2 separate regions of the Homo sapiens genome follow, and region 1 is linked to region 2. Evidence: chromatin loops called from intact Hi-C (ENCODE). Cell type or tissue: dorsolateral prefrontal cortex. All regions are shown on one strand. Links, peaks and the distances in the headings refer to the core of each region. The heading gives the core; the rest is flanking DNA. Region 1 has its middle 82 kb from the start of MIR4464. Region 2 overlaps BACH2 (BACH transcriptional regulator 2).

Evidence for each region. A loop is a pair of places that touch in the nucleus more often than their neighbours do. Peaks named below come from ENCODE experiments on the same cell type or tissue, not always from the same donor. Only the 100,000 strongest peaks of a DNase experiment are listed, where the experiment ranks them.
Region 1: a loop joins it to region 2, with 4 times the contacts of the local background. A loop is called at or near these places in 18 of 110 quality-filtered maps.

Annotation. Positions count from the first base shown.
Region 1 is chr6:90,386,877-90,403,060 of GRCh38, forward strand. No RefSeq gene overlaps it. Among named protein-coding and RNA genes, the nearest start is that of MIR4464, 82 kb to the left of the region's middle. In dorsolateral prefrontal cortex, for the core only: CTCF peaks have their summits at 6,605 (motif pointing left) and 6,805; a DNase peak (open chromatin) is centred at 6,585.
Region 2 is chr6:90,210,361-90,226,544 of GRCh38, forward strand. The region is part of intron 3 of BACH2 (BACH transcriptional regulator 2); the gene reads right to left. Among named protein-coding and RNA genes, the nearest start is that of BACH2, 78 kb to the right of the region's middle. RefSeq lists enhancers at 7,349-8,007, 11,706-12,905. In dorsolateral prefrontal cortex, for the core only: a CTCF peak has its summit at 8,341; DNase peaks (open chromatin) are centred at 6,013, 8,291 and 8,932; H3K4me3 peaks cover 2,080 bases; H3K27ac peaks cover 3,716 bases.

The sequences.
Region 1 (16,184 bases), core at 3,486-11,485, 180 kb after region 2:
AACCATTAACAAGTTAATGTGCAAAATCCTGAGGTGTGAGGGTGAGTGTTATTGTCCTGGCTTTATAGACTGCAGTGGAGAGTACTTAAAAGTTGTATGCCAGGCAAGCAAATCAGCTGGGGACTGGATTTCATGAGGCGAGGGACCCTTTATCTATAACACTGTGATTAAGAAGGGAAAAGACACAGGATAAGAAGACCACGAGGAGAGAAGTTGTGAGGAAGAAGCAGGACTGGTGAGAGCCACGCCACGTGGAATATAAGAGTCATAGGTTCCCTTTAGCATTGGAGTCGACTGGACACAGGACAGGGAGGAGATCTTGGGATGCTGCCATAGGCTTCTGTTTGCCAGCCTCGAGGCTTCGCTGGCACCACTAGGAAAACACAGTACTTTTGTTCTGGTGTGAGTTGCCTGGATGTCGGCATTCGTTTTTGGGGGGCAGTAGGGGTGGGAGTGTTGGGGGAGGGGAGGGTGAGGGAGAGGGGAGCTTCCTTTCTCTATATCCTAATCCATATTTTCTAATTGATCTTGCTTCTCCGTGAGTATTGGTTTCCTCACCTGGAAAATAATTTAACTTTGGGGAAGATTAAATGAGGCACTGCCCACTATAGAACAGGCATTCATTCCACATCCATTTCCCTTTCTCTCTTTTCAAAAACCTTCAGGGATTTTTAAATGACATACTGCCTGAGTCATCAGCAAAGGATGTCAAGGCACACAATTCCTCTGCTGGGGTTTGGTTCTCAGGGGAGCCCTTCTGCTGGGGACCTCAGCTGCCGCAGAAGAAAGGGGTAGACGCAGCAATCGCTCCAGCTCTTCACTCCCAACTCCCCAGGTCAGCGAGTGGGCCACCTCACTCAGCCCCACAAAAGGCTTGGTGGAGACCAGCTAATTAGGGCTCACACGAAGTCCGGCAAAACAAAGCCCAGATAAGGGCATGAGGAAACCATAACTTTGTCCTGTTTTTTCACACAAGACTGCCCATTTTCCAGAAGACAACTAAACCTGTTTCTGGAGACCATAAATATCAACACTTGCAATCACCAGAAGGTTCTGGACCAGGCTATTTTCAGACCTGGGTTTAGGCACCTGCCTTGAGCTGTGTTCTCCTCCCTCTCTCCCCTCCTCCTTCCCAGGGAGTGGCAGTAAGGTAGAGATGATTGACAGGTAGCTCTAACAAACTGCAAATTTGAAGGGGAGGTCCACACCAAAGTCACTGTTCCCACCCCCAACTGCCGAGAGGGGAGCAGTGATATTCTTAATAAACCTGCCCCATAGACAGACTTCTGTCACAAGAGAGAAATAGGAAGAATTTGCTTCTCTTTCCTTTCTCTGGTTAAAGGGCTGCTTGACTCTTAAGATCCTCATCTTGGCAATTTTCTACATAGAGTTTCCATTAAATGACAAGCTTGGACAACGGCTTCAAATAATATGACTTGAGGAACTTAGTTTAAGAAAGCATAATAACTGCCTGGAATGAAAAGTATTTAGGTGAAGAGAGATGTGAAATAATGATAGCTTTAGTTTACCACATCAGATTTGGTGACAGCTTGTGTGTTCTCATGTGTTGATATTTGATATCAGCATGAAAGTGAGTGTGGGCTATTTTGTGCATGACGCAGGGTCCACGTGGGAAGTGTGGGAGCTGCGGATGGGATGGGTGGGTGAACCATGTCGTATGAAAGAAATTGTACCCTGACTGACTTAATTATTTGCAAGGGTGGTTTAGAAAAGTCATTTCCTTCAATCATTCAGATCCAAAGTACTTATCTTGCAAACACCCACCCTCCCATTCATGAAAGCATGACTTCTCTTTCACTCAAAAGCCTACCTGCTCCTGGCAAGAGAGGTGAAAAATCAGTGGCTTCTAGGCCTGTAGCAAATAGAAAAGCACCGGTTTTACCATTTACCCATCCATCAATGATTGTTTATTTTTGCAACTGGCTTGATAGTAGCTAGAGAACATGCAGTTTAAACATCCACAAAACAAATGCTTTGAAATTTGATTTGAATATATAAGAGGATACCCTCACTGCAAAAACAACCCTACATTCAATTAAAATGGAAAATCTACTGTCTGCTCACTTCAGCTAAAATCTAAGATCTTGTCCTCAAAATAAGGTAGATTCTGGCACACCCTCTTATGTTGGGGTTGCTTTCTTTGCCTTTCAACAATTAGTCAAAACTGCCAAGTGTTGAAAGGAGTTCCCATTCTCATGCCCCAGTGGAAAAGAAGCAAATTCCTACCCTCCTTTCTAACCTGAGCCAAGGTCTACCATCAGCCTTTGTGTTTCACTAAGTCACTTGTTTACACCTGGGGCATGAGGACTGGTAAATTCAGGCTGCTGTTTAGCCAGTACACACAAGTATAGCCATAGCCATAGTAGAATATCCTAACATTTTCCCATTGGCTGATAAATAGCTGTTCTCTGAGCCCCTTGGGCACCCCTCCCCACCCTCTCTTCTGACCACCTGGAGCACCCCCATGATATGGCAACTGAAGGGTCAACATGTGGCACAGCTGGGGCCTTCAGGGAAACTGGGTTGATTGTTCAACCCCCTTTCCCTCCCAGTTGTTAATTTGAATATCACTCCTGGCTTGCATTCATCATGCTGAAAATGACTGATTACACATCTACCTTCCTCACTATTTCATGCAAACTCTTAAATGTTATGGTGACATCAATAGTCCTTTACTACTCGGGTAAAGAAGGAGCCAGTAATTAGACATTACACCTAGGAATTTGTCTCAGTCTATGCACTTAGCTTCTTTCCTCTTATTCAATGGGGGTTTGATCCCTAGGGACACAGGCATTTATTCAACAGTTTAGACCAGTTAATTAAAACTTCAAGGCTTCTGTAAATACAATTCTTCCTCTGCAAGCGCCAGAACACTTGGTATGCAGGCATGGTAAGAGAAGTAAAAGCACAAAAAATAAAAAATGGAGGTGGCCCCATTCCTTTCTATGTTCAGGGGCTTTCCAAGCATGGGCCCAAACTGTGATGCATGAGGAGGGACCCAGGGCGGCCATGACCTGGCTCATGTCACCTCAGCCACACTCCAATTGAACGCTCATGTCTTATTGAGGTATGGTTTCTTCAGGGGGCTTCCTAGCAGCTGAATTCTTCTCGTGAAAAACACAGGGGCTGCTGGGTGTATAGATTATTTTTTATTTCTTCAGAAAGAAGAAATAAAAAGAGCTCAAAAGTCCTGTTCTTTGCTGTTTTGTTTTTTAAGTTTGCACATTTGAATGAATATATAGTGTGTAAGACAAACTAAGTGATAAGAACATTTTCAAATGTTAAAATTTAAGTGCCTTCAAAGTTAAATCAGTAAATAATGACAATATGCAAGTGGCCACTGCATATGAGCAGGGATTTATAGAATTCGAATTTCACATGAGCAGAGCAAAACTGGACTTAACTTTTTAAAAAGTCAACTTCAAACCAGAGGGAAAAGCTGTAGCAATCAGTGCGGTGTTTTTAAACCTGAGTAACTTAAGGGTCATTTCAAAGGAAGAAGTCCATTGGAGTCCCAGTCTTAATCTGAGATAATGCTACTTAGATATCTAAAGCAAAAATGAGACACAAACATTTCATGCTTTAAACTGTTATACAATTCCAAAGAAATTTTCAAATGAAGTAAAAACAAAACTAAACATAAATGAAATTTAAAATAATAAATTATTTCTTTATATTATTTTAAAAATTAAAATGATTTATTATTTTAAAATAATAAATTATTATGTGATTTTAATATTGACAGATGAGGTTTTATTGAGAATAAATTGCCTCTTGCAATGGGAATATGGTGTTGCCTACTATGATATGCATTCTGTTCAGTTCAATATTTATCACTGTAGGCTTTTGGAGTGACTCAGTTCTCCCACCCATTTTCTCCATTTAAACTCCTGAAGATCCATCCTTGCATAGCACATTGTTATAGCATTTGGACTTTACTTGGTGTAAGCACATCATTTATGTATCCGAACTTCTTCTTTTCTCTTTTAGCTCTGAAGTTCAAGTAGTGTTATTTGACAATGATTTGATTATAAATACTCAGGCAAACACAAACCCTGAAATCATATGGCATTTCTTGCTCATAATAAAAATGACTAATAGCTATAAGCTGCTTAATATAAGCCAGACACTGTTCCAAGTGCTTTATGTGTTTTAATCCATGTAACCCTCATTGCCGCCTCATTGCATTGGGGTGCAAATGAAGTCACTCCATATGCACATGAGAAAACTGAGGTACTGAGAATTTCCAAGGTCACAGAGCGAGTAAGGGGCAAAGCCAGGATGTAAACTTAGGCAGCCTGTTTCAGAACCAAGCTCTTAACCACTGCGCTCTACTTCGACAGGTAATTGTAATCCAGAATATGCTTACTTTTTTTATGAAATATAATAAAACTCAAAATTAAACATTCCCCTAGAACAGAGTTAGGGCCTCTTAGAAATCATCCGTCAACCCCAATTTGAAGAACAAACATTCAATTATCTACTCTTAAACCCATTACTATTTCCAGGAGTCACTACAGCATGGTGTTCTTTAATTCTTTTTTTTTTTTTTTTTGAGACAGAGTCTTGGTCTGTCACCCAGGCTGGAGTGCAGTGGCGCGATCTCGGCTCACTGCAACCTCCGCCTCCCAGGTTCAAGCCAGTCTCCTGCCTTAGCCTCCCGAGTAACTGGGACTACAGGCACGTGCCACCACACCTGGCTAATTTTTTTATTTTTGGTAGAGACGGGGTTTCACCATGTTGGCCAGGCTGGTCTCAAACTCCTTGTGATCCACCTGCCTTGGCTTCCCAAAGTGCTAGGATCACAAGCGTGAGCCACTGCGCCTGGCCTAATTCTTTAAATTATAAAAATATATCCTAATTTTATCCACAATGACCTCAGTTAACCATAAGGTATTTTCTAAGGCCATAGAACTATATTAGATAATTGATATGAACCCTTGTTAGTAATCAAGATGATAAAAGATATGACACGTAGACACATTGAAATGTAAATATTTATACTGTCTTAACAAGCAAGGGTAATCAACTACAGATAAGGCAGGAGTCAGTGTCATTGCCTCTGATAGGAATCAGGATGAGGCTGAGTATTCTGGGGTGAGTGGGGTAAGCTCTGAGAGACAGTAGGAGACTAGTGGTTGGCTGGAAACTTCAGAGGAAAGGCTGGGTGCAGAAACCCACCCAAGTTCCCCCTCCCTGGGAGTGGCCACTGGCAGAAACTCCTGGAGACAATGATCAGAAGTTGTAACTAACCAGGACTTGAATGAAAGGTTTCAAGAAATCTGGGAGTAGCAGACTGGGAAGATTCAAGAAGCAGGCATAGAAAAACATCTGAGCCTTTTGCCCTTGATATATATATATATATGAATACTTACTTCCTCCATTTACATATATAAAATTATATATATATGAATACTTAGTTCCTCCATTTACATGTATAAAATTATATATATATATATATATATATATATATATATATATATGAAGATTTCCTCCATTTAGGTATTTGTTCAAGTTTCTTTCTCATTTGTCTATGTCTTCAACAGGTTCATCTTTATCATTGCTATTTACTTGTCTTAGATTGCAAATGAAGACAAAGTAGGGAGCACGTAGAGTTTACTCTATACATCACAGTACAGTAAAAGACATCTAAAGGGCTTTTGAATGATGAATTATTCAAATTTATTTACTTATTGTGCACTTATATAAAATTCTTTTTTTTTCTTTGAGACGGAGTCTCGCTCTGTCACCCAGGCTGGAGCGCAGCGGTGCAATCTCGGCTCACTGTAACCTCCACCTCCCGGGTTCAAGCAATTCTCTTGCCTCAGCCTCCTGAGTAGCTGGGATTACAGGCTCGTCTCACCATGCCCAACTAATTTTTGTGTTTTTAGTAGAGACAGGGTTTCACCAGGCTGGTCTCGAACTCCTAAGCTCAGGTGATCCACCCGCCTCAGCCCCCCAGAGTGCTGGGATTACAGGCATGAGCCACTGCATCCAGCCAAATATATAAAATTATTTGTGAGCTATGAATGGGTGGAAGTATGAGTAACCTAGGGTCTGACTGTTTGGAAATTTCACACAGTAAGATAATGAAGGGTACACATGAATGGAACAGATAGTAAGGCCTGCCACTGAATAGTAGCAGTAGTAGCAGTAGTAGCAGTACTAGTAGTAGTAGTAGTAGTAGCAGCAGCAGTAGCTAGGCTCTTGGGTTGTGGGGTAGAGCCAATTCCAATCTCAGCTCTATGAACCACTGTTTGGGTGTTCTTGGGCAAGATAACCTCTTCTTATCTATAAATGGGGATGATGATGTTGATAGTAATACCTGTATCATAAGGTTGTTATGAAGACTAAATGAGACGATACATGTACCATGTTTAGCATGTCTGCTGTGTAGAATCTAGCTCATCAAATGTGAACCTGCAGCTGCTGAGGCTCTGCTAACAATAACCGTGTCTGAACAAGGGTGCGCTTTCCAATTCGATTGTGCCAGACTCACTACAGGATGTAGAAGGTGAGGAGAGAAACCCCGCAAGAGACAACATTAATTTGGTAGTGCCTGGGGTCAGCGTGTGTGTGCACCACTGCCCTCTACTGGAAGCAGTTCCCACAGATTTCTAAGAAATAACCAAGTGATTTCAGCACTCCCTTGTTTCAACATCCTGTAGTCTCCTTTGCAGAGAGCTTCACAGCCCATCTGAGATAATCTCCCCCCCTTTTCTGATACTTAGAGGCAGAAAAAATCCTATTGTCTGCTAGCCTCAGCTTCTCACCTGCTTTTAACTAATATGCAGTCTGGACAGGTATTGATTTTTCTGCTTTTCTCTGATTGCACTCATCAGTCATTTTATATTACTGGAGAGTCCATTAGCAATAAAAATAAAGGATGGATGTTACAAAGCCCATTAGAGAAACTTGCTCTCTGGATCTTTGGGACCAGGAAAACAATTAAAAGCACGTCATCTTATAAACATTCTAATAGAATTATTAGAAGGGTGAATAAACCCAGGATGTGATTACCAAGGGATGAAATGAAATCCTCCTTACTAGTCAATTAGAAGGGATTGCCCCGATGTTCCATAACACTGTGGTATGTAGGTGAGATGAAAAGATTAAATACTAGAATAAAGGACCATTACACAACAGAGATTCAGCTGTAGGCTCCCGCATAAGTGAATTTCAGGGCTATGATGAAGAATCTGAGATGAGAGAAAGGAAGTGTTTAAATATAAAAGAAAGAAGTGACTATCCAATTCTGACTTGGAAATGTAGGTAAGTTGATGAAACAAAGCCATCACTTCACTAGGTTGGGTCTAACTTGCTTCCCTTGTGCAGACGGTCACTGAAATTCTTCATGAGAAACGGAGAATAAAGCAGGACCAGACTCCAAGACTCTGATGCTTGTTGCCTGGAGAATGTTACTGATGCTGCTGCAGGTCCTCATGCTTCCTGGGTTGGCATGAGCTATGGATGTGAGTGACTAGCATCATTCTTAGCACAGGTTGGTACTCAAATATGTTAGTTCTCTTTCTCCTTTCCCCACTGGTGGGAGGGTGCATAGAATCAATGATTTTGAGAAGCCCATATTTCCAGTGACTATTATGCTGCATTTAACTTAATTTCCTTTTATTTTCATTAGCTTCTAAGTGTAAACAGTTTTCACATTAAGGGCTATTTGGACGTTTATTCTCTTTAGATGATCACTGAGTATATGTTAAGTTGGTTGAGGCTCTTTGGTCCAGAAAGCAGTAGATACTTGCAAAAAAATCATGTTATAGGTGGCAAATTTTTTTTCAACTTTTATTTTGGGTTCAGGGGGTATACGTGCAGGTTTTTTACTGGGTAAATTGTGTGTTTCTGAGGTTTGATGTACGAATGATCCCATCACCCATGTAGTGAGTATAGTACCTGATATGTTGTTTTTCAACCGGGGTCTCCCTCCCTACCTCCCACCTCTGGTAGTCCTGAGTGTCCAGTGTTCCCATTTTTATGTATAGGAGGCAAATTTTATGGTTTTTTTTCTCTCATCATAACAAGACATCAAGTTGTTTGGCATTGTACTAGGTTTTTCTACTGATTATAAAGTTGCTACACTGTGTTCTTTTCTCTAGATTGTAATTTATTATCTGTAAGTAGTATAACAGTAAATACTGAGAATAATTTTTAAAATTAACAATTCCACCTCTCTTATATATGAAGTATTTACATTTTCCATGTTCTTCCAATCTTTATCCATGTGGATGTTTACTCTTTATGTAGATTCTTGCATTTTTTAATTTGATGTTATTTTACATGCATTTTAATGTTACTTCATGGTAGCCATAATTACAATTTTAATGGTTGCAAAATATTTCATTAGATATATGTCTTAATTTACTTAGTAAATTATCTATAGAGGCATTAAAAGTTTTTACCATCAAGTTTTTAAAAACCACTATAAATAATGTCATCATGGTTATAAAAACAGATCTCTTTCTCCACTTAAATCTCAGTATTTCCTCTGAATAAATTTCCAGGAGTTGGATTATGATTCCTGATGTGCATGGCTAATTGTTTTCCCAAAAGATTGTGTTATTTTGCTCTGCCAAGAGCAGTGGATGAGACTTCTCTTGCTTATCCTCTCAACAGCATTTGATACTGCTGACCATGCCTGCCTTCTACAAATACTCTCTTCCCCAGGGCTCCCTAGGTGCCTTTCTATTCTAGTTTTTCATCTACCTCTCTGGCTATTCTTCTTTGATCTTCTTTGTCATCCCCTCTGCCTCTATCTTTTTCTTCAATGTTTGTGTCCATCAGGGCTCAGGCCTGGGCTGTTTTTAAGGCTTCCCTTTGGAATATCTCATTCCCTCTACAGTGGGTTTAATTACTGTATCACTGGTCATGTGATATCCTCTGCACATCAGACATATATCTCCAAATGCTAAGTGGGCATGCTGGTCTCCCTGTCTCCAGTCTTGTTCCCTCAAAACCATTCTTCATAATCCAGGCACAGTGATCTCCCAACACATAAGTTGGAGCATAAAATTGAGATTCCGAGACAAGAATCCCAAGACCCTTTATGGGATCTGCCTGTCCCTCTTGCTGCTCTGTGTCCCACTCCACTCTCCTGCCCTTTCCTTGTGTGTGCCATGACTTCATCTTACCTGTCTTCCTATTCACACTCTTCTTCCAGCTCTTTGTCTGACTGACTCCTACTCATCCTTCAGGTCTCAGAGAGGCCTTTCCCGAGCACTAGGCAACTTAGCTTTCCCTGTTAATGCTCTCCAGGTCCCTTATCCAGTTATACCATTTGCTACACTTGAGGCCTGTTCCTGGGTGCATCAATTTCCCAGCACCTCTGGCTTCCCTGTGCATAGGCCAAGCATTATCCTAAGTCCAGCTGACGTACTTAGCAGCAGGTGTTTGCAGAGGCTGTGGTTGTGCACAGAAGCAGTGAGCGCTGAGGGCATATGGACAAGGCACTGATAGCCTCTGCTGCAGTCTACTCCTTCCACTGCCTAAATGCACTCATGTGCCCTGTTAGATTCACGCTGACCCATCCCTGATTCTGCAAGAAGGTGATGGTGGCTCACCCCACTCTCACTTAGTTTTCCTCTCAGTTTCTTAAAAGGAAAACTTTACAGGAGGGGTGCTTGTGGGCTGGTGGCACAAGCTGCCATCCTTGATGTTGCCCTGAGGCCATGGCTAATATTCATCTTTGCAGAAGGCAGCTTTCTGGTCTAGGTTGCTTGCCTGGTGGAATAACCCTGAAATTTACCTCTGAGGATCTGAACTTCTGGTGGCCATGTTTTTGTCAGGCTCCGATTGCCTCTGGTGATTGTGCCTAAAGTTTCAGGAATAGGAAGCATGAATTCCCTAACTCAGTCAGTGGAAGTAATGATGAAATGACCCACTCTTCCCATCTGTTCAAAGTATCTAAAGTATACTGTGTATCTGGAAAGATGACTGGGCCTTTTTGGGGGTTTTTGGATACTCTCAAGCTGGCAGCCTCCAGCTTGTGCAGCATATAAAAAGTACAATGGGTCCTGCAGGTATAGCCACTGTTGCACTCCCTTGCCATAGAGTGGGTCCCTGGGTCTGAAGCAATGTTATGAGTGATGTGAACAAGTCAGAAGCTCTGAGAGCACTCAGATGGTGGGCCTGGCCCAGGCATGGTGGGCAGGGGAGGTAAAATCCAGGCCCAGAACGTATATCAATCTTAATAAGGACAAATTACTGCCCCAGCTCTTGTCCTAGGTGGACGGGATCTGATATAATCAACTTGCACCAAGTGTTTGTTTGGTCTCCTCCAGGCATGGTATCTTATCCAGCCCTGGGGTTTGTTTCTGCTGCTGAGAGATCAGACAGCAACAGCAGTAGCAGTTGGATCAACCTCAGTGTTTGATCTTTCCTCCTCCCTCCTGCTAATTGCTCTGTCTACCTGATTTTAGATACCTGACCCTAAACAGGCAGAGACATATTTGTTAATGAGACGTTGCTAATGATCTTTTCGCTCAAACTAGGTGCTCTTATCTCCTGCTGTTTCTTCAAAGAGTAATTTTCCCAGATGTGTTTGTGATCCAAGCTCAACAGATCACATTGTACTTCAAATAGGCAGCAACAGAAAACTTGGATCAAAGTAAAACTAAAACTACAACTTTGGAAGGAAGAGGTGGGAGATTCTGCTCTGGAAGAATCAGCTGACAGGAGCCTAGGAAGGAGAGGAAGCTGACCCAGGGACCTAATTCTATTTAGTTACTAATCTGCTGTAAGCAATTACATTTGAAGATCCAATTTTGCAAAAGATCAATGAGAACCTCTGGATTTCTCTCTTGTAGTAGTTGTGTAATGATCTGAAGCTCATAAGCCCAGGGACATATCTTATTTTCCCCCATATTCCCAATGCCTGAGCCAGTGCCCTGCTCAAAGTCCCGAATAAATATGTATTTGTTGAGTGGACAAATAAACAAACAAATGGATGAAGTCTCGTAGATAGAGGGTGCTTTGTAGGAAATCATTTGAGTAGCAAGATTCTCCAACCCACGTAACACAGGACCTGATTTGCAGAACTTTGTTTAGACATAGCATTTCAAGAGCACGTTTTCTGAACCATAAAGGAAAGTAGGGTTCTAGATGAATAATGCCTTTTCACAGTGTCTGAGTCACCTCACACCCCTCACCCTCATCTGATAACGGCCCTTGGCAGATCTGCCCTTTTGCAGGGGATTCCCCAAGGCTCTCACCTCTTGCCTGCCCCTGTGTGTGTGACTGCAGCAGGCACAGGGTTGCCAGGCACCAGAATATAAGCACAGAGCTGGAGGAAATGGGAGGAATGATAGGGCAAGTTTATGGCAGTGAAACTTCCTGACAGTATGCATTTATGGGAATATCATACACATTTCACCTTATGATGGTATTTTTTATGCTGACAGGAAGATAAAGCTGGGCAACAACGGAAAAGTTGACTACCAAGGTAGTGTTGAAAAGGAAAGAGTTTGTTTCAATGAGACATTCTCATTATAGATGTTGGCTTAGTCCAAGCTTCTGCCTCCTCTCCCATCACAGAGGTTCTCTTCTTCTAATATATTGTGGAGGAGGGGGGTTTGTATCAGTGCAAACTGTACTGCCTCTCTCATGCTCTTGCTTCTACAAACACCCCTCTCCAAACAAGGACACCACAAGGGCGTGACAAGCGGTGCTCATCACAGCCTCTAAGCTTCAACATAACAGGATTGTCTTTCTCTTCAGTTAGATAGGGACATTTAGATAGAGCTTTGTCCCTCAACAATCTATTGAAGAGAGCAAAAGCAGTAGAGGCCCAACAGAAGTTCATTTTGGAACTTGCTAAATTAAAAGTAAATAACACTCAGCATATTAAATGCCCTCTAAAAATATGTGAAAGTACTCAAAGGCCTTGGCATCCAGGAAGTTCCCTGCAGGATGTCCACCTGCACTCCAGTGCTAGCTCTGGGAAGCTGTATGAGCCTGGTAAGTCTTGTGCCTTCCTGGGCCTTGGTCTCCTCCTCTGTTAAATATGTGATTTGGACCTTCCTTCTTTCCTTCCTGCCTTCCTGCCTTCCTACCTTCCTTCTTTCTCTCCTCTCTAGCTCTCAGTATAGAAACCCTTTCTTTAGATGCGATCTCTTAAGAAAGGAAAACTAATATATATAAGAATATTAAGCATGAACCTTCTCTGGTTAAGCGAAGCAGGAGAGAGGTCGGAAGTATATGTTTCCAGAAGCCCCTGAACCTCAGGAACCTCTAGGCTCCAGTTGGAAAAGCCCTGTAGCTGTGTTATTTCATGATCTGCAAACTCTCTACGAGAGCTGCTTTCCTAGTCTTACCAGCCAAAGAAGACGTAGACTTTTCTAGCAAGGAGGACAAAGAGTTCGGGAATATCCATTTCAGTCAGTTTTCAAAACAATCTTGTATCATTAGGAGAAACACAAACTTGGGTCTGAATCCCTATCCTTTAAAGGACTCCTACAGACTTGGCTTGGGGTTCCTAACTGCAGGGAAAATAAATCCTCAATCATTTACCTTCATGACATAGGAGACCCAATGATCAACAGTATTTCTCTGTATAATCTTCTTTCTGACAAGCTCTCCAAACAAAAGAAAAGAGAAAGAGAAATGGCCATAGGAGGGAAGACTTTCTTCTAGGGCATTTGAGAAGATTGTCAGACCCAGATGCGAGGCACCACCTTTCCACCTTATGCCTCATTAATGGAAATAACGCAAAAGCCCAGATCTAAGGCAGAGCTTCCCACCTATGAACCTGCATCTCAATCTTCACCTTCCAGGAACCAGACAGTGTCTTCTAGGCTGATTACTTCCAGTTTATCTCATTATGATGTCCACATATTATAGCTCCCCTCTCCCTTGTGATGAGCATGGAAAATATCAGTGACTCCAAATCCCAATTCTTTCACCTTAGAAAACAAATCTGAGAATCCCTCTACCACCAAGCACAGTACCTGGATACAACAGGCACTCATTAAATGTTTGCTTAGCCAATGCAAGGATAAATGAATGAAATTCCTCATCCCTGTATTCATTTCTGAAGACCTGCTGGTGAAAATTTAGCTCTAAACATCTTTCAGATTTATTCCACTGAGGTATGAAAAAGGGAAAATAAATGACGATGCAAGTGAAGTCAGGAGCTGGCACAGAAAGTGCAATTGGATTCTGCTTCCCCCGTAATTAAGTGTGCCCAATGCTGCTGACTTAGGCGATGACAGCGTGCAGCTTGCCTGCCCACCATGGGTGCGTGGGAGGACGGGCAGCCCTCAGGATACCGCTGCACAACACGCTTGCCACCTTATCAAGATTTCCACAGCCACAGGAAGATTTCTCAGCCCGCCATGCCCCTGCGGACTGCCCTGTGCTATCATCCCCCTTCCTGGCTGAAGACACGCTGGCTGTCACCTCTTCTCCTCCCCGGAGATGAGCATCTTTCCTGGGCCTGCCTTGGTGTTTTGACAGCCACTCCATGTCCCCGCTGCTCAGAGAGGGAAAGCCACTAGGGAGGCCCTCGATGGAAATATTACCCCCTGTCCAGGGTAGCATGGGCTTGATCGCGCCTGATTATTTCTGATCACTGTCACTGGGCCAAGAGCACAGTGAAGTCAAGAAAGAAATGGCTTCATTAGTGTGAGTGCAGAGGTCTGGGAAGGCAGCAGTGGCGTGGAGGACCTGCTTTTGTGAGGGCAGTGAAGAGAGAGGAAGGAGTGGTGTCTTTAGATTGAGGTATCTTGAGATTCCTGCTTTCTCCACTCACTTCAACTGCCCATATAGGTTCTGCAGGTTCCAGAAGGTTCTAGAACTTGCACAGGATCGAACCTATAGCTTCTTATGGAACAAACACAGAATCAAGAAAATCTGGTGGCAGTCACCTGGTTTAACTCCTTTGAGCTCTAGACCAGAAATTAAATAGTGCTTAATCTGTTACTTTAAAGAAGCCTAGTTCTAACTTTTCCTCAGCTTGCTCCCTCTTTTGACTAGGATCGGAAGGGTGGGTGCAAATGGCCAGCTCCCCGTAGGTTTGCCTCTTTGAGCCCTAAGTTTCCCACCACTTCTCTGCACTACAGGCTTTGCCCAGGGTGGGATCCTCAGCCCAGGAACCTTGTTTGTCCTCCTCTTGATGCGGGTGCCTGCTGCCCAGCCACACACCCTCAGATTCATTTTTAAAGAAACATCAACAGCTGTTACATAGCAAATGAGCCGTTCAAAGAGCTGGGATGACTTTGAAAAAGGGCTTGAGGACAGCAGTTGACCTCTGATCGTCTCCACTCAGATGCCCTCTCCCTCCTACCCTTTCTCCCCGTCCCTGTCCTCTGCTCTCCCAGCGAGCCTGTCTGCTCTTCAACCCTCCTCCCTGCCCGATTGTGCTGTCTCTTCAACACCTCCCATGTTGCTTGATTCCTAAAATAACATAGGGGAAAACATTTGTTTGTTTGTTTTGAGACGGAGTCTCCCTCTGTCACCCGGCTGGAGTGCAGTGGCACAATCTAGGCTCACTGCAATCTCCGTCTCCTGGGTTCAAGCGATTCTCCTGCCTCAGCCTCCTGAGTAGCTGGGACTACAGGCACATGTCAGCATGCCTGGCTAATTTTTGTATTTTTGGTAGAGATGGGGTTTCACCATGTTGGCCAGGATGGTCTTGATCTCTTGACCTCGTGATCCACCCGCCTCGGCCTCCCAAAGTCCTGGGATTACAGACGTGAGCCATCGCGCCCAGCTGAAAATATTTTTTTAAATAAAGAAAATGAATCCTCAAGCCAACTGCATTGTTTCGGTTGTTGATTTCAATGCTATCCTCGCTGGACTTTTGGTGGGAGTCAGCGGTCCGTTGCGAGGAAGCTAACCTCCCCGGGCTGGAGTCTTCGGGGAGGCCCGCCGGACTGCCCCGACACTCACCATCCTCATTGAGGACTGTCCCTCTCAGGAGAGCTGCGACTGAAGGACAAGTGGAAATCCTCTGATCAGAAAGTATAAAACAGGACACCTTTTCAGCATCAGATTTGACTAGTAAGTAACCCCGCTTCTCTGGGCTAGGCCACCAGCCAATTCCTCAATGGAGGGCAACCAGTGCGTGAGGAGCAGGGCTTAGGAATAATTGGGTCACAGCTCTAAGGCTCCTTTCCTGACTGGGGTCGTTATTTCTAGCTCTTTGCCTTCCCTACCCATGGTAGGATTGTACTACTGAACCTTTTGTGACTGTGTGGGACCACGTGTTGATTCCAGCCAATGACAGTGCACAGATGTGATGTATGTTATGTCCAGACTGGAGTATTTGAATATCAGCCTGAGAACCTCCACACCTGTTTTTCCTTCTACCATAGGAACGTGGTGGTTGCTCTATTAGCCTGGGTGCCAGAGAAAGAGCAATGCAGAATTGAGTCTTCAGCCAAACTGTGATGAATAGGGAGTGAGACTGAGAAATAAACCTTGTTTTTCAGTCACTGAGGTTTTGGGGTTGATACTGTTGCGCAGACTAGCCTATCCTGCCTGATAAACAAGGTACCACTCTCTGCCCCACCCTCTTCCTCTTGACCATAATACCAGGAGTGTTTCAACCTGGGGAGAAAGGGCAGTATTTCTTAGAAGAGAGGGAAGCCCCATCAAGCTCCTGGCACGGCGTTGGCTTCATTGAGCAGTTGAGAACCTATGGGGAGGTGTTAAACCAGCTCACTTGGGTTGAATTTTGAAGACCGCCCAGGACCAGAAGCTAACTCCGAAGCAGCTGTAGAGACTGACCTAGCACCCTGCTGGCATGCCCTGGGAGCCCAGGAGCTGGGGTGTGGGCTACCAGAGCTTTCTGAGAGCTTTGCCATTCACGCCCTGGGTTGTTTGGCCCTGTGTGTGTGAGCTGGTGGGACTGCTGCCTGTGTGTTGAGACAGGAGGTGGAGAGGCAGGAAGAGGGAGGAGATGATTTGTGATGTAGCCCTCCTAAAGTCAGCTAGGCTGACTAAGTATAGCATGCCATCCTGGGTCACAGCCCTCCCTCCCTCCCTCCTTCCCTCCCTTCTTTCCTTCCTTCCTTCTCCCTCCCTCCATCCCTTTCTTCCTTTTTTCCTTCCTTCCCCTTTTCCTCTCTCCCTCCCTCCCTTCCTTCCTTTCTTCCTTTTTTTCCTTCCCTCTTTCCACCTTTCTTTCCTCCCTCCCTCCCTCCCTTCCTCTC
Region 2 (16,184 bases), core at 3,785-11,784:
ACACCAAGACCACCATTTAACAGAAAACGCCTCAGAGAACAGATGACAATTTTAGAAACTGGGTCAGTTCACTTCTGGACAGCAACCAAAAAGACTGGCCTTGTTCTATCAAGTACTTTCCATCTCCTTTGAAATCGAGGGAACCTGGTTGTTTTGCAGCCAATTCAGTTTATGAAGAAGCTTAGCAAAATCTACAGCTTAAAAAAGGAGACTGCATCTTAAATATAAAGCATTAGGGAAAAAGATACCTGAGTTACCATGGTGGAATCAAGAATGTTTTCTTTTTTAGTTTATTATTCAATGTTTCTTTTTATTGTTTTAAGAAGTTGGATTCCTCTAGTACTGAACAAAAGGAAAACTACAGACGTCTTTAAAGGGTGCCTTGAGAAAGTTAATCCCATAAGCCCGTGTGACTTCCACTCAGCTGATCCTAACAGTTGGTTCAATGGTCAATCTTAGACTTCTAAAAGGTTAATGAAACATAATTTGTCTTTCCAGGTGGATAGAAGCATGGGTAAGAAGAAAGGTGGTCCAGAATTACAGAATCCCAGCACTTTGTGAGGCTGAGACGGGTGGACCACTTGAAGTCAGGAGTACCAGCCTGGCCAACATGGAAAAACCTCATCTCTACTAAAAATACAAAAATTAGCTGGGCATGGTGGGGCAGGCCTGTAATCCCAGCTACTCAGGAGGCTGAGGCAGGAGAATAGCCTGAACCAGGAGGCAGAGGCACTGTAGCCTGGGTGACAGAGGGAGACTCCATCTCAAAAAAAAAAAAAAAAAAAAAAAGGCAGAGACAAAGTAAGTCTAAGAAGAAGAGAGAAATGACAAGAAAAGATGAAAGATATAAAGAATGGAGAAAAACAAAGGGCGGCAAGCAAACAAAGACACTCAGAGATAGGTTTGGTAACATGGCCAAGTGCCCCTCACCAGCCAGGTCCTCGCTATGGAAGAGACCCAGAGATTTGGGCTCCTGGTGACAATTCCACATCCTATGGCTTCTCTGAGGGTTATACTCTGATGTCTTGGGTGTCAGCAAATGGGAGTTGGAGAAAACACCAGGCGTACCTGATTCACCACTATTTATTTACCATCAACCTCCATCTACCATGGAGAGAAGCCTATTTTACCTGGATCACTGTTAATGTGGTATAGAGGTATGCTGAGAATAACATAAGCCACCTTTAATCCTATGCTCTTTAAAGAGAAGCTTAAAAGTGTCAAGGGCTGTGTGTGTGTGTGTGTGTGTGTGTGTGTGTGTGTGTGTGTGTGCTCTCCTGACCCTTGAAAATGCAACTAATACTGCCAAATACTGAATGGAATATGGTGAGTTGGGCTTTTCTCCCCACTCCAACTCCCACCCCCTTCTATGATGTCCATTCTAGAAGCCTTCAGTAATATATGTCAAAGCTGGGTAGCTCAGGCACTCCTGTGGGAGATAGATAGGCCAACAAGAGCAAGCAGGTCACTCTTCGCAGTGTTAAAGGTCTCACTAGCTTTTAGACATAACGTACCATGAGGCCAGTCTGTGGGATGGACTCTTGTTCCTACCCTTCCCACCACCACGCCCAGCAGCTTAGGCAGAGGGCTGGGGCATGAGGGCCTATGCCAGGCCCAAGAGCTTTTGGAGAAGGAGTAAGTGAAGTAATACAAGGTGAACCGGCTCTGAAGTCTAGAAAAAAATGCTCTTGCATCTAGGACTTAGAAACTTGGGAAATCAGATGGACAGGTGAGAGCAATATCCCAAATTTCCTCTACTCTATTTTAAGGGGTGGAGTAATTCACATGGCTTTGAAGTTAAGTCTGGACAATCTTCAACTGGAGACTTTCAACTGAAAAAATATAAGGTCATTTTATTACAGAAAGCTAATCCCTCCCTTCTACCATAGGGGGCATGGTGCTGGGATTGAAGGATCCAAAGGCAAAGAAACTAGACTCCTGCCCCCTTCCCCCAATGCATACACACCTTCTTTCCAAGTGGCTGGCTCATTCCCTGCTTCCTAAAGAAGAGGCAAGAGGAACAGAGTGGAGCTTGCCAAGGAGATTCCTGCAGGTCCCTCTCCATCCTCAAAGTTACAGCAGATGTGTGGCTGTGGTTCTCCATGACTTCAGTGTCCTCGCCACCCCACATGGAGGCAGCAAACACACTATAACATGGTTCTGCCCCAAGAGACCAGACGTTTGCCATTCTGCTTTGCTCCCCTGTGCGCTGCCTTCACAGCATACCATGGAAAACAGACATTCTAAGCCAGAACAACAAGAGCATCTTCCCATCAAGCATCAACAACAGCCTTCCTCCCCAAGGATAGGTTAGGTAATTTGAAAATGAATGTTCTGAAATTTTAACTAATATATGAGTTATGGTTCAATAGGAAATGGTAATAAAGAGGAGGAAACAAGAGGATTATAAATTATAAAAGAGAGACACATTGTTGGTAACACACGCACACAAATAGTCTGAGAGCCAGATGGGGAGAAACAGAGGCCAGGAAGGGCCAAGAGTGACAAGTGGTAGAGGGTCCATCACTTTCATACACCCACTTCTGGCACACAGGCTAGGGGGTTCTTGCACTTGGTCAAATGATAAGTCAGGATATCTAATCTTTAGATTCAGGGCTATCACTGTAAAATGTAAATCGCAGTCTCCAGTGATTTAGGACTATCTCAATTTAAAGGCACAACACAGAGGAGCCCCCAAGAGGTTACTTGGCCTGGCCCACTTCCCTTGCCTAAGTGACTATTTAAACCAGGGGTCACAAATTCAGATGACTGCAAGGGTCAAGAAAGAATGAGATGAGTGAAAGGTCAGGTCTGGGAAGACAGTGAGGAATGGGGCATCCGGGGAGTCTGCTACTCAGCTCTAGCCCCAGCAAAGCAGGAACAAGCCCCATGTGCCAAGAGCTTCTGATACTCAAGAAACGGAGTTGAGAGACTGTGTAAAATAATTTGCTGTTTTAATGTTGGAAACTCATGCTAATACTTTGGAAATTTTGTAGGAGTTGGGTCTGGTTGGCTAGTTTGCCTCTTCTACTGCACACCTTCCATGTCAGTCAGGGGATTCTTTGTTCCTGTAAACCTCCGGGAGAGAAAACTCTCTACCTGCCTCTTGGCCCCTCTGGGTTGTACTGCTAGGGCTTCACTGCCCACAGAAAGCCAGGGAGAAGAGTAGGCAAAGAGAGATAGGGGCCAAGTCAGTCTGAATATCAACTCCACCTCTCGGAATGTGATTTTTGGCAAGTTACTGGCTCTCTCTCAGTCTCTGTTCCTTTATCCCTAAAGCTGGGGGAAATTCTTTATATCTCTGGAGATTCTTTTGAGGATTGTTTTGAGCATTTCACAAGAAGAGATCTTGTCTATTTTGTACTAGTACCCAAATACCCAGCACCTATCCCGCTGCCTTACATACATACAGTAGGCACTCAATATATGCCAAATTTAATTATAATGTTTGGGAAGATCTCCTGTAAGTCTGGCACCAGTTGAACCTATTTCCTTTCATTCTCTCCTCTTCTGATGCTTTAATGTCAATATTCATATCTACTTCTCGCTTGGTCAGAATATTTTGAAATTAAACTTTATAGAAGTCCAAATTAAGAATAAATACTGAAGTTTTTTCTTAAGAAGCATGGCACACTTTTAGGTCAGCAAGGCACTATTTGGGTACTACTGGTGACAGCTTTTTGCGCACTTTAGAAGAAAAAAAACTAAACAAAAGAGATTTCATTGTCCTATTAATAAATTAAGGAATCATGCATTAAGTTTAGCATTCTCAACTCATGTTTGCCAATAGTGCACGTCACTGCAAAGGGAGTACACAGTGGCTATTCCAGGCAACTCTTGATCCATTTGTTCACTTTGGATTGAGAAGGCTGAATTATATTCATCTAGAACAAATGTTTACTAACCATGTCTTATTTACCTGGGTTTCTTTGATTTTATGCTGAAAGAATCCCAGACCCCTCCAAATAATTTCAACTTCCCTCTCCCTTGGCGGGGCGGGGGGAGGGGGTTGCTGTACAATTCAGGCAAACATATTTCCTATGATTTGGTGAGAAACTGAAATAACAGACAGCCTGATGGGTTACTTCAGAGTGATCCACTGCAATGGGAGCACTGTTAAAGAAGCGTTAAGGGGGCCAGCTATCTCTCCAATAAAAAGTTTCTAATTAAGGAACTAAAATATTCTCAAGAAGATCTTGGGGACAAGCTATAAGTAGGATGTTACCTTAATTGGGGCTAGTGCTTACAACTGAAACTGCTTAGCAAGCCAGAATGGGTTATATGCCTTGTTCCTCTTGAGAAGAAACTTTCATTAATCTGCAGAAGAAAACTCTAGTTGGCCTGAAGGTTCACTGTTAACCTCTGCTTTTCTGGGGCTTAGATTCTGTTCCTTTTTTTTTTTTTTTTTTTTTTTTTTCTGAGACAGGGTCTCACTCTGTCGCCCAGGCTGGAGTGGAGTGGTGCCATCTTGGCTCACTGAAGCCTCAACCTCCCAGGCTCAAGTGATTCTCCCACCTCAGCTTCCCAAGTAGCTGGGACTACAGGTGTGCACCACCCATGCCCAGATAATTTTTTGTAGAGACAGGGTTTTGCTATGTTGCATAGGCTGGTTTCAAACTCCTGGGCTCAAGTGATCCTCCTGTGTTGGCCTCCCAAATTGCTGGGATTACAGGCATGAGCCACTGTATCTGGCCATATTCTGTACTTATTATCAGCATCTCCTTAGTGCAGCTTATTCTTTTTGAGGGAGTACCATGTCCCAGGTTGTTAAGCCTCTCCACAGGGATCTAGTGTTTGCCTCCACTATGGCCTGAGGGCGTTCAATGCTCTCAAACCAGTTTCTGCCAAAACAGTTGAAGTTATACCATGCAGGTAGTAGTGTAACTATGAACCCCAGAGCTATTCAAACAGTGTAACCCTGGGTTTCCATCCCCCTGGTCTGTGCCCCAACACACAGACTTAAAGCCCCAAACAGACTGGGGAAAATCTTCTTGCCCCCCTTTCACAAGCAATTCCTGTGTGAGTATAGACACCATAGCCCCTAGAGCCTAGAGCCTACAGCTGGGTCTGAAACACTCTAAGGCCAGTGGCATCAATGTCTTCTGGCACCTAAGAATTTCCCTGTCCTGCTTTAAAGCTCGTATGTACTTGAAAATATTTAACCAATATAATACCTTAGGACTTTTTGGGGTGGGTGGTCAGAAGTAGGCCAGGCTTAGGACTTTTTGGGGTGGGTGGTCAGAAGTAGGCCAGGCTGCATGAGCTCAGTATACCATTCTGCCAGAATTGGGTTCCCTAAATGCAATTCTGCCATATTTAGGTTCCATATGTAGCCAATTCTAGCTGTCATTTAGGCTACAACTAGAATTATGTTCTTTGTAGCCTAAGCTAATTGCTGTGACTCTTTCACTAACTCATCCTCATTACAGAGTGCCATTGGGGGTAGAAAGTGCTTACGGGTAGCCCAGGCCTTGAGAAACCTACCCTTAGCCAGAAGCAGCAGGTCCAGGCAGTTACCCCAAGGAAACAGGTCACCTTCCTTCCCAAGGCTGCATTTTCCACACCCAAGTCTGCCCTCAGTTCTGTGGAAAGGAATCTGCCTTCCATTAACTTTTCCATAATTTAGAACTGGATGACTGCACACTGATGTTTTAGTAGAATGAGAGAAGCAAAGACAGCAAGAAATGCAACAAGGGCACAACCACCTTAACACATCAGGGAGGTCTGCAGGGAGTCACTGCGTTCTCCGACAGCAAGCAGCCAAGAGAACAGCCACAGAAAGCAGTTCCAGCAGCTGACCCTGGGGTCCTCTCTGATCTCATTACAGCAGTTGACACTAGTCCTCACAAAACAAACAGAGGAAATTTATGCTTGCCTTAGCTGTGGAAAGCTCCACATTCCTTATTAACGAGAGTTTCAGCTTCTGAGACCACAGCCGCTGGAATGGGGAGGAGGTCAGCTGTGCTCCCAAGAAAGAACTGTGGCTGCTGCCTTGCCCTCTTTCTGGGGCTGGATATACAGGCAGCGAGCCTGGGGCCTAGGCTGTCTGCTCAGGTGACTGAGGGGAAGTTCCCTTTCTGCTAATGTCGACTTCCCTCGGCTCAGACGGTGGGGTCATTTCCTCTTAAACAGCACTGGGAAACTCACTGTAAGGGAGTCCTGAGGGGATCCACCTGCTAAGGTCGCAATTCCAAGAGAGAGGTTGTTCTGCATAACCATACTCAAAAGTACTCTTGCCTGCACCTTCAAAAACTTTACTTAACTTGGAATTCCAACTTAAAACATTATTTCATATCCTTTAATTCAATCTTAGAAGTAACTGAGCAGCCAGCTCATGACGTAAAGCGTGAGCTTCTAAACCAGAGTAAGAAATGTGGAGCAGAAGTTCTGAACCAGAGTGGTTTTGTCTCCCAGGGGACATCTGGCAATGCTGTAGACATTTTTGGTTGTCATGACCCGGGGGAGGGTGCTACTGGCATCTAGTGGGTGAGACCAATGATGCTACTGAAGATCCTACCACGTACAGGACACACCCCATAATAAAGTATTACTGGTCCAAAATGTCAATAGTGCTGAGATTGGGAAATCCTGACGGGGAGGGAACATTCAAGGATATGGGTAGACTTAAAATCATGCCAACTCATAATCACATTATAATAATGTGGCACCATGCAACTTGGGGTCCCCAAAATGTAAACAATTAACAACCATAAAAATTTACCAGTTCTCTCCTTGAGCGAAGTAAAAGCTGTAACTTACACAGAGTAAGACCATCAGAGTTGCCTGGAAGAAGTGGAACAGCTTCAGTGTTGGACTATGTTATCATCAATATCATCAGTGCCTTGTTTACTCCAGGTCAAGGTGTGATCTGAGTGTCTACTATCAAAATTCAGTGGTAGCTATTAACAGAAGGAGTTTATACGTGAAGTTCTATGGTCACTAAAACCGTCTAAATAACCTAAGAATATCTAGCTCTGGAAAAAACTGCAAAATGTTTCAACTTTTAAAATACCAACAAAATATGAGGAACAATGTTGATGTTGACCTACATTCTATCTAGGGTGGCTAAAAGAAATAGCTGCACAATAGGGTTCTAAATAAATGCAGAATTGAAGAAATGCATCATAACAAAGATAATCAGGGTGACTATTTTGAAATGCTCCCCATTTCTGTTTTTCTTTCTGTTTTCAAATATTCCCTCTCATCCACGCGGCATATTTTCATTACATTTGTTGTAAGAATGTACATTTAGATAATCTACTCACTATTCTTTTATGCATTCTTTTACTCCAGCCAAAAAGGGAAAAAGTCCCTATCCAAACAAAGCTAATGCATGTAAGCAAATTTGAAGGAAAAAAAGAATTTCATGAATGAGCGGGAGACAATTTTTTAATGGAATGTTTTAAAGGCTTGTGGTATAAACAGTAAACAAAATTGATTCACTAACATTAATACTGTTTGCCATGATGTGAGAGTTGGTCTTTTTTTTTAATGCCCCAGAAGCTAAAGGAAAATAAATACTGTGGTAGGGAAAAATAATACCTTACTTGGCATTTTGAAGTCATTGCTCAATCCTTCTTGAGCAAGAAAACCATAGTAATGACTTTGTTTTACCTACCGCAATTATGGTACACCTCGCAGCAATCCTTCACAATATTTTCCTCCCTCTGTTCAAGTCCTGCTAAATAATCTCTGGAAACCATTAACTAAGAGTACGGTTCCAATTTTCCTGTTCTCCCTCCTCTGCTGCCTCAGTGTCATGTTGGCGTCAGGACAAAGCAAACTTGTATGACATCACAGAGCAAACTCATTTTCTGTAAACCAGCCCCTTGGTAGTTTACCGCTACTGGAACCCAACGCTGTCAACAGTGTGGTCTTTGTTTGGTGGGTGTTGCTCTAAAAATTTTTTTAAAGTTTCCCAACACCTTCTTCTTTTAAACAGAGGCAAGCTGCTGGAGGCGCCGTCCTCGCCTGGCCCGCCCCACTCTGTAAACTAGACATTACCTTATACACAAATGACTCTAGGCATTCCTCAGTCTAGCTGCCTCACTGCAAAATTCCTATGCTCCTCAGCAGCAGGGCAGCGCACATTCCCCTGGCTTCCCCTCTTTCCTCTTCCCCCACCCTCCTCTTTTTCTTTTCTTTCTTTTTTTTTTTTTTAATTTCCACTGCCTCACTGTGTTTTTGTGTAAATGATCTCACATGACTCAACAAATCCATCTGCCTGAAGCAGGCCAAGTCTGGAGCCCTCCCAGGAGGGAGGAGAAGAATTGCTTTGTGGAAAGGACCTGGAGCTCTGCCCTTTCTCTGGCTCGAATTACCCGCCTGTCAGGCCTGACGGATTTGGCTAAAAATAAAAGGAAACGGGCCGTGAAAAGCAGATGAATGGGCTCAGCAGTTCCTTAGATAACACAGGCCTGCTGTTGCCCAAAGCTCCCCAAACAGAAACTTCAAATGCAGGGCCTCTGAGTCAGTGATGTGGCTTCCAGGTGAACGAGGCCTGTCAAATCCACTGGAGTTGGGGGACATGGCCTGGGCTGTGAATTTCGGTTTCCTTTCCGTGTGTGTGTGTGTGTGTGTGTGTGTGTGTGTGTGTGACACAGAGAGTGAGAGTGCACGCAAGAGAGATTGAGAGAGTGAGAGAACCAGTCTAGTATTAAAAGGTTCTCAGAAAACAGTAGACTTCAGTGGAGTGAAGGCTTGTAAAAAAAAGAAAAAAAATTGTTGTTTCCACTACAAAATTATCCTTCTCCCCACCTCCAACACCAGACATTTTCAGCCTCCCTATGATGTCACTTCTCTGTTTAGAGCCAGCAAAGAGCTAAAAGTCTTTCTTGTAAGTGTATGCCCAGCGCCTGCAGTGGGTATTAAGCACTTAGGTTGGCAATGTAATGACACACTGTAACAATCTGTAATATGAGGCAGTCAGCAAAGCCCTGGCTCTGAAAGCTATTTCTCCCGACCATTAACCATATGTTTGGCTCCTCAGATAGCCAAGCGGGTGTTCCAGCTTACCATCTGGTTTCTATCCACACAAGCAACTGCAAAGCACAGGCTATGTCCCTCTGGAGCTGTGTGTTTCTTTTTCTCTCTCTTTTCCGCTCTTCTCTTCCCCTTTCCTCCTCCCAGCTCCTTTGGTTCCTTCTGCTAAAGAATTCTCTGCCATTCATCACGTACAAAGAAAACTTTACCTGACATGGCAGCGGCAGAGCCATTAAGAATGCACAGCTGTATTGTAAACACGCCAGAGGGCCATTTACCATCCGCGGAATCTGTACAAGTCGGGCTCTACCCCTTCCTCATCTACTGAGTGCTGACACTTGATCCAGCATGTTAAAAACAGGTACATTCTTGAGAGATCCAGGGGTTGCTGTGGTGCCCTTCATACTCACTTCATATTCTGGGAGTGGGGCTTTAAAACACATACACACACACACACACACACACACACACACGCTCCCGAAGTTTGCCTCTGCATTCAATCTGCCTGACGTCAGTCTCACACAGGATGACATACCACCACTGCAAATAACCAACTTAACTACAGGTTTTGATTCTTTTTTCTGCACTAAGGGTTTGATCCCAAGTGTGTATTTTTCTGAGTTTTTTTTTTTCCGCCTAAACAGCCCACATTGAAAGAGATGACACTTCAGAAGAATAAGAACATGCAGCCGCTTGTAACAAATTGACAACCTGCAAAACTTATGCTTATTTACATCTGCACTTTTTAATAGTACACAGCAATGAAATGGAACCTACTATCAGAATTTATAGAATTTTTTCACAATGTTTCCAAAGTATTTACCCCAGAGTTTCTCCGCTACAGGATTTAAGGTCCTTTATAACTCTATACATTTTTAAATGTATGAAGGAAGATGTATTTGATATATAGAAATTAGGTCACTTTTCTTCCTGTCCCCCTAAGAATAAGGTCTGCATTAGCAGCCCATTTTACCGAATTAGGAAATTAAAGTTAATTCTTTCCCACACACTGAAAAAAATAAGGGCTGGTTTCTAACATATCAAGAACAAAAGAAAGAATATCATTAAAAAGTGACTAACCAGAATGTCAGATTTTATCAATGTGGCAGAGCTACAGAGGATTTGTCAGGGGAGGACTGTTTATTCAGGCTAACAAGGGTGCCAGGAAGGCCACTACCTATGTAAACTTCTTAAACCCACAGCCCTTGTCAGTCCTCATTTCCATGATCTGAAATAGGTGTTGTGTTAGCTATTTCTATCAATAAGGGACATTAAAATTCTGCTGCATGTAGGTTTTTAGAGAGTGACAGAAAAGGAAATTTTTAATTTCAGAAGCCTTAGGAAAATTGTCCACAGATGATGGCGTCTATTAAATGCTGTTTGAGGTCTCAAAACCATAATACAAACTTTAAATTGCATTAGCTTGACTGCCAAGAAAAACAATAACAGCATAGTTAATAAAAAGAAAGAAAAATTAGCAATTTAAAACTTCAGTATTTTCATAGTTAACTACCTGGTTTTCTAAGCACTGCAGAATCATTTTATTACAGGTATTTGTGCTTTTCATAAATACTGGTGCCTGGGCCCCTTTCCTCCAGCTCAATTATACAAGGATCCCTGAGTGGGGAGGTATTTTTGAAAAGCTTCCCAATTTTGTGCAACTAAAGTTGAGAAGTGTTGCCTTATGTGAACTAACATGATAGTAGAAACCATCTCATCAAAATAAAAATGAAACCTTTGGTATAGAAATGTAAATGAAATTTAGGAATAGAACAGTAGCTTTCCAAACTTGTTCTGAAGTGAAATCTTCAATCAAACAAAATCTTATATGAAATCCCTATAAGCAAGATAGGTAAAAAGCAGTAATTTATACTGTCCTTTTATACTTTTAGTCTGTACAATATTCATGGATTTTTTAAGTTCAAAGTTATAATTTTTTAATCATAAGCCACCCAGTGAGAAAAAGGAGGCCATTTTATTGAACACAAAACCTGAAATTGAGGTTAAGGCTGAAAGGTCCAGTCCTATACACCTCAGCATCTAATTTTTTCCATGGCCAATGGTTAAGATGATCAAGGTCTGATGTATATAAAAATAGCAGTGTGTATAGCAGGATGAAAATTAGTTCATAAGTTAATGTAATAAACATCCATTAAGTGCTTACTACACACGAGGTACTGCCCTGTGGTCATCAGAGAAATAAGTTGCAGCCTTTCCCTTGAGGAGTCTACTTAAGACGACACCTAATGGCAGAACAGCAAGACAAATGCAATAATGGAGGTGCTGAGAGACACTATATGGGAAGGAGTGGCTAATTCTGCTTGAGGAAATAGGGCGTGACATCACCAGCAAGGGACAATTAAGTCAGGTCCTAAAAGTGTGAGCAGGATTTTTGACACCTAAAAAAGGAGGGACATTTCAGAAAGAAGAAACTGAATGTGAAAAAAATTAAAACCCGTAAGTATAAACAGGGTTGGTGAGTCTGGGGGTTATGAGAAATTCTGCAAGGGACAGGAAGGGCTGGGAGATGAGGCCAAAGAGGTAACTGAGTCCAGGTTATAAGAAACTCTAAATGTCATGATATAGCTTAGACCAGTGCTGGCCAACAGAAACACAAGGTGAACTAAACCTGTAATTTAAAACTTTTTAATAACCACATTAAACAAATAAAAAGAGAGAAATTTACTTAATATTATAGAAAAAAGTATTATTTTAACATGCTATCAATATAAAAAGTATTAATGTGCTATTTTACAAATTTTGTTCATACTGAGTCTTTGAAACAGGGTGTGGATTCTACACTTACGGCACATCTCAATTTGGACAAGCCACATTTTAAGAGCTCAACAGCCACCTGTGGCTAGTGACTATTATATTTGGAAAGCACAGGTTTAGCCCTTATTTTGCAGGCAGTGCAGACCAAAGGATATGCTTGGTTTTATTTCATGAGACAATGGCAACAATGTGAAGAAGCAGAAACATTGGGTCTGGGAGAAGGCTTCTGAGGTGGCTTCCACAGTCCATGCAAGGGACACAGAGAAGAACAAGGCTCAGAGCAAGTAGGATGGCATGGAAGAGTCAGAGTCAGAAGATACTTGTAAAAGGAATTCAGAAAACTTTAGAAGACTGTATGTGAGGGATCAAGTGAAGGACTCACAGAACCATTACATTTTTTTCATGCTGAAATTTGTGCTTAGAATGAAAGCTCACTGATTGTGTATTTAATATGAAGTTTCATTGTTCCTTTTGAGCTTGCTTCCTTCTGCAGTAGAATGCAGTGTCACTTATGTAGGATATAGTAAATTCCTCTTCAAAGAACCAATATGGTACGTTCAGCATGTTCAGCTCTCCTGTTCTTTGTTCTCCATTTTAAAGTTTAAAACTTCCTCGTTCTTTATGTCTCCTTGCCCCTAGTTTCAGTAAACAACCCCCTCTTAGCCTCTATCATCTGCTCTTAGTCATCCTTAGTCACCTGCTCTGTCCTTAGTCAACTGCTCTGTCCTTAGTCATCCTTAGTCACCTGCACTGTCCTTAGTCATCCTCTGTCACCTGCTCTCAAACAGTCCTTCCTGCCGAAACTACTCAACCCGCCACTCTGGCGCGCACCCCTGCTCTCTTTAAAACAGCCAATCGGAATTAGCTTAGACTGTGTGGTCCAACCCTAGCCAATAGGGGAAAGACACAGCAGTAGGGACTAGCTGCGTTAAGGATAAGACCCACTTCCCCTTCCTTGTCCAGTGTGCTCTCGCCATTGCTCCATCCATGAGACGCACCCTTCTATAGAAGCAAATTGCCTTGCTGAGAAAACTTTTGCCTGGGTGCTATTTTCACTTGGTGGCACCGAGCATTTACTTCCAACACTTAATAAACATGTGCTGAGTACCCACCACATGTTAGGCAACGCTGGGCACTGGGGAAGCAAAGCTACGACATAATTCTTACTTTCAAAGAGCTCAAATACAGTGTAGGAGACAAAACAAATTACAACAGAGCATTAAGTAAATTAATAAACAGATATGCAAAGAGGCCTACAAAATGTTCCATAATGTATAACTTAGAACTGTTTCATATAATGTATTCAATGGCACTTGTGAGATGGAGTGGGGCTTTCAGATAGTAAGGCTTCTATCAGCTGACTTTTTTGAGACAGGGCCTCACTGCAGTTGCCCAGGCTGGAGTGCAGTGGCGTGATCTCAGCTCACTGCAGCCTCGACCTCCTGGGCTCAGGTGATTCTCTCACCTCAGCCTCCCAAGTAGCTGGGACTACAGGTGCACACCACTACACCCAGCTAATTTTTTTTTTGTTTTTTTAAGTAGAGATAGGGTTTTGCCATGTTGCCCAGGATGGTCTTGAAAACATGGACTCAAGCAATCCACCTGCCCTGAGCTCCCAAAATGCTGGGATTACAGGTATGAGCCACCAGGCTCAGCCTCAATTGATTTTTAAAAGTGATCCAGAATATGATTTACTTCTGTGTCTGTATTTGGTTGCACTCACTGTATTAAGAGAATCCTGATACTCCTAAATACAGATAACACTATCTGAATCTCTGCTCTCAAAACTCAAATTTTCAGACAAATCTCTCGCTATTTGCTACTCTTACTACTTACTATCTGAAACTGAGAAACGAAGCTGACATGAACATAACAAGTTCAAATTCCTTTGCACTGGAATTTACAATGGGAAATTTTGGCACCTGAATTCTGGAAATGAGCAGATTTGAATTGTAAGGCACAGTTGTATTGGAAATTATAACAGTTCTTTAGCATTTCATTTGATAATCTCATAATATGCCTCAAAACTAATCTAAAAGCTTGGAGAAAATGCAGCAGTCAAGATTTTATTTCAAATTTTAATCACTAATGATAATTTGACAACTATTTAAGGTAAAAGAGTATCCAAAATGTAGAGTGGGTAGACATGATCCTCTAACAGAATGTACATCACTAAGTGATGTGTGTGGTGTTCACTTATTGTACAACTAGCCATTAATCCACACAGAAGCCTCCATCCCACAGAGGCTCTGAAACGCTGCCTGGCATGTCATCAAGTGTGCTGAATATGTGTGACAAGAGGAATTTGCCTGTTCAATTTATGATCAGGCTGGAATATGAAAAATACTGGGATGGAAGTTCCTAATCAATGATTCATTTATTTATAAGAAGTTCAAATATGTAAGCCAAAATAGTGGAAAACACTATTTCAAGGTTGACTTGGCAGTCCAATTCAATGTGCTGGTGGTCCTAATGTGTTAAAATTTGGTAGGTAGCACATTTGTGTGCATTTTCTTTTATTATAGTTATAAAACATAGTTTAAAATATATTAAAATGAAATGCAAATTAGATGTTTGCAGAGCCTCTGAAGTATCTCCAGGGAACTTCTGCAGACCAGAGTTTGAAGATCACTGGCTTAGGGACTTTGAGGTTAAAATGTAAATGGAAGAACAACAATTTGGTGCACCTGCTATTTTAAGGCTCATCAAGTCATTCCCAAACTTCAGCCCAGGGCAGAAACCATTCCTCATTATCCTAAGAGCAGTGAAGCTGAGAAACAAAACTGCAGAAAGTGTTTTCAGATTCTCTGGTGAGTTAGAATTTAAAAGGCTGGGACCAAAATTTGAAATACATTATTCATATCTCAATGTTGTTCATCCATTAATTCATTCAACAATTTACTGAGCACCTGCCACGAGGCACTGTTCTAGAGGCTTGAAATACATCATAACAACAACAACAACAACAACAACAACAACAAACAAGGTTGGGCATGCTGGCTCACACCTGTAATCCCAGCACTTTCTGAGGCCGAGGCGGGTGGGTCACTTGAGCCCAGGAGTTCAAGACCAGCTTGGGCAACATGGCAAAACTCTCTACTAAAATACAAAAAATTAGCTGGGCATGGTGGTGCATGCCTGTAGTCCCAGCTACTCGGGAGGCTGATGGGGGAGAATCACCCAAGCCCAGGCCCGGGAGTTCGAGGCTGCAGTGAGCTGTGATCATGCCACTGCACTCCAGTCTGGATAATTGGAGTGATACCCTGTTTTTTAAAAAAATACAGACAAAATTCCCTATCTTTGTGAAATTTAGAGTTAGTGGGGAGAGACAGACGATAATCACAAATAAGAAACTTGTTGTAAGGTAACAGGTGACAGGTGCACTGAAAAAAATTGGGAGTCAGGCAAACACCACATGTTCACACTTATACGTGGGAGCTGAACAATGAGAACGCATGGACACAGGGAAGGGAACAACGCATACTGGAGCCTGTTAGAGGGGGGTGGGGAGGGAGAGCATCAGGATAAATAGCTAATGCATTTGGGACTTAATACCTAGGTGATAGGTTGATAGGTGCAGCAAACCACCATGCCACACATTTACCTATGTAACAAACCTGCACATCCTGCACGTGTATCCTGGAACTTAAATAAATAAAAATTGGAGTCAGGAATTAGAACTGTGGTGGAGGAGAAAGGCTGCAATTTTACATAGGATAGTCAGGGTGTGCCTTACTGAGAGAAAGAAAAAGAGGATCAGAGATCTGGAGGGGAGAGGTAAACCAAGAGGCCATCAGTTCAAGCAGTGGTTCTCCAAGCGGGGTCCTAAGGCCACCAGCATTACCCTGAAACTTGTCACTAGCTCAGAAATGCTAGAGAGGCACCCAGTGGTCTGTTTTTGCAGACTCTCCAGGTGATTCTGATGTGCTGTAAAGTTTGAGAACCACTGCCCTACAGAAAAGGCCCTAAAATAGGAGTGGGTCTAGGATGTTCTACAGAAAAAGGGGTGAAACCAGGCATCTGGAGGTGAGAGCCAGGAGGACGGACGGTGGTGGCCACAGCATGAATAGCTTTATGATCACAGCAAGGCTTTGGCTCAGAAAAATGTGGAGCTATGAAGGACTTTTCTTCAGGAGCCACACAGCCTACATTTCAAAATGTTCATGTTGGCTGTTTGGTTGAGTGGAAGCACTGCATGACTTGCCTCAAGAGGAGACTCCCTGACTGCTCAACTCCATTTTGGGCAGTGGTATGCTGCTAAATGTTTAAAAACAGACTCTGAGGGTGAGGAGCACCAATTTGTAGTGTTTGATTTCCATGGTGTAAACTCTCCCACCATGGCTGATTTCAAGCTGCCAGTATGACTCACTGAACATGGAGTTGTGAAGAGATGTGCATAAACGACTCACAATACTGACTCTAGTCCC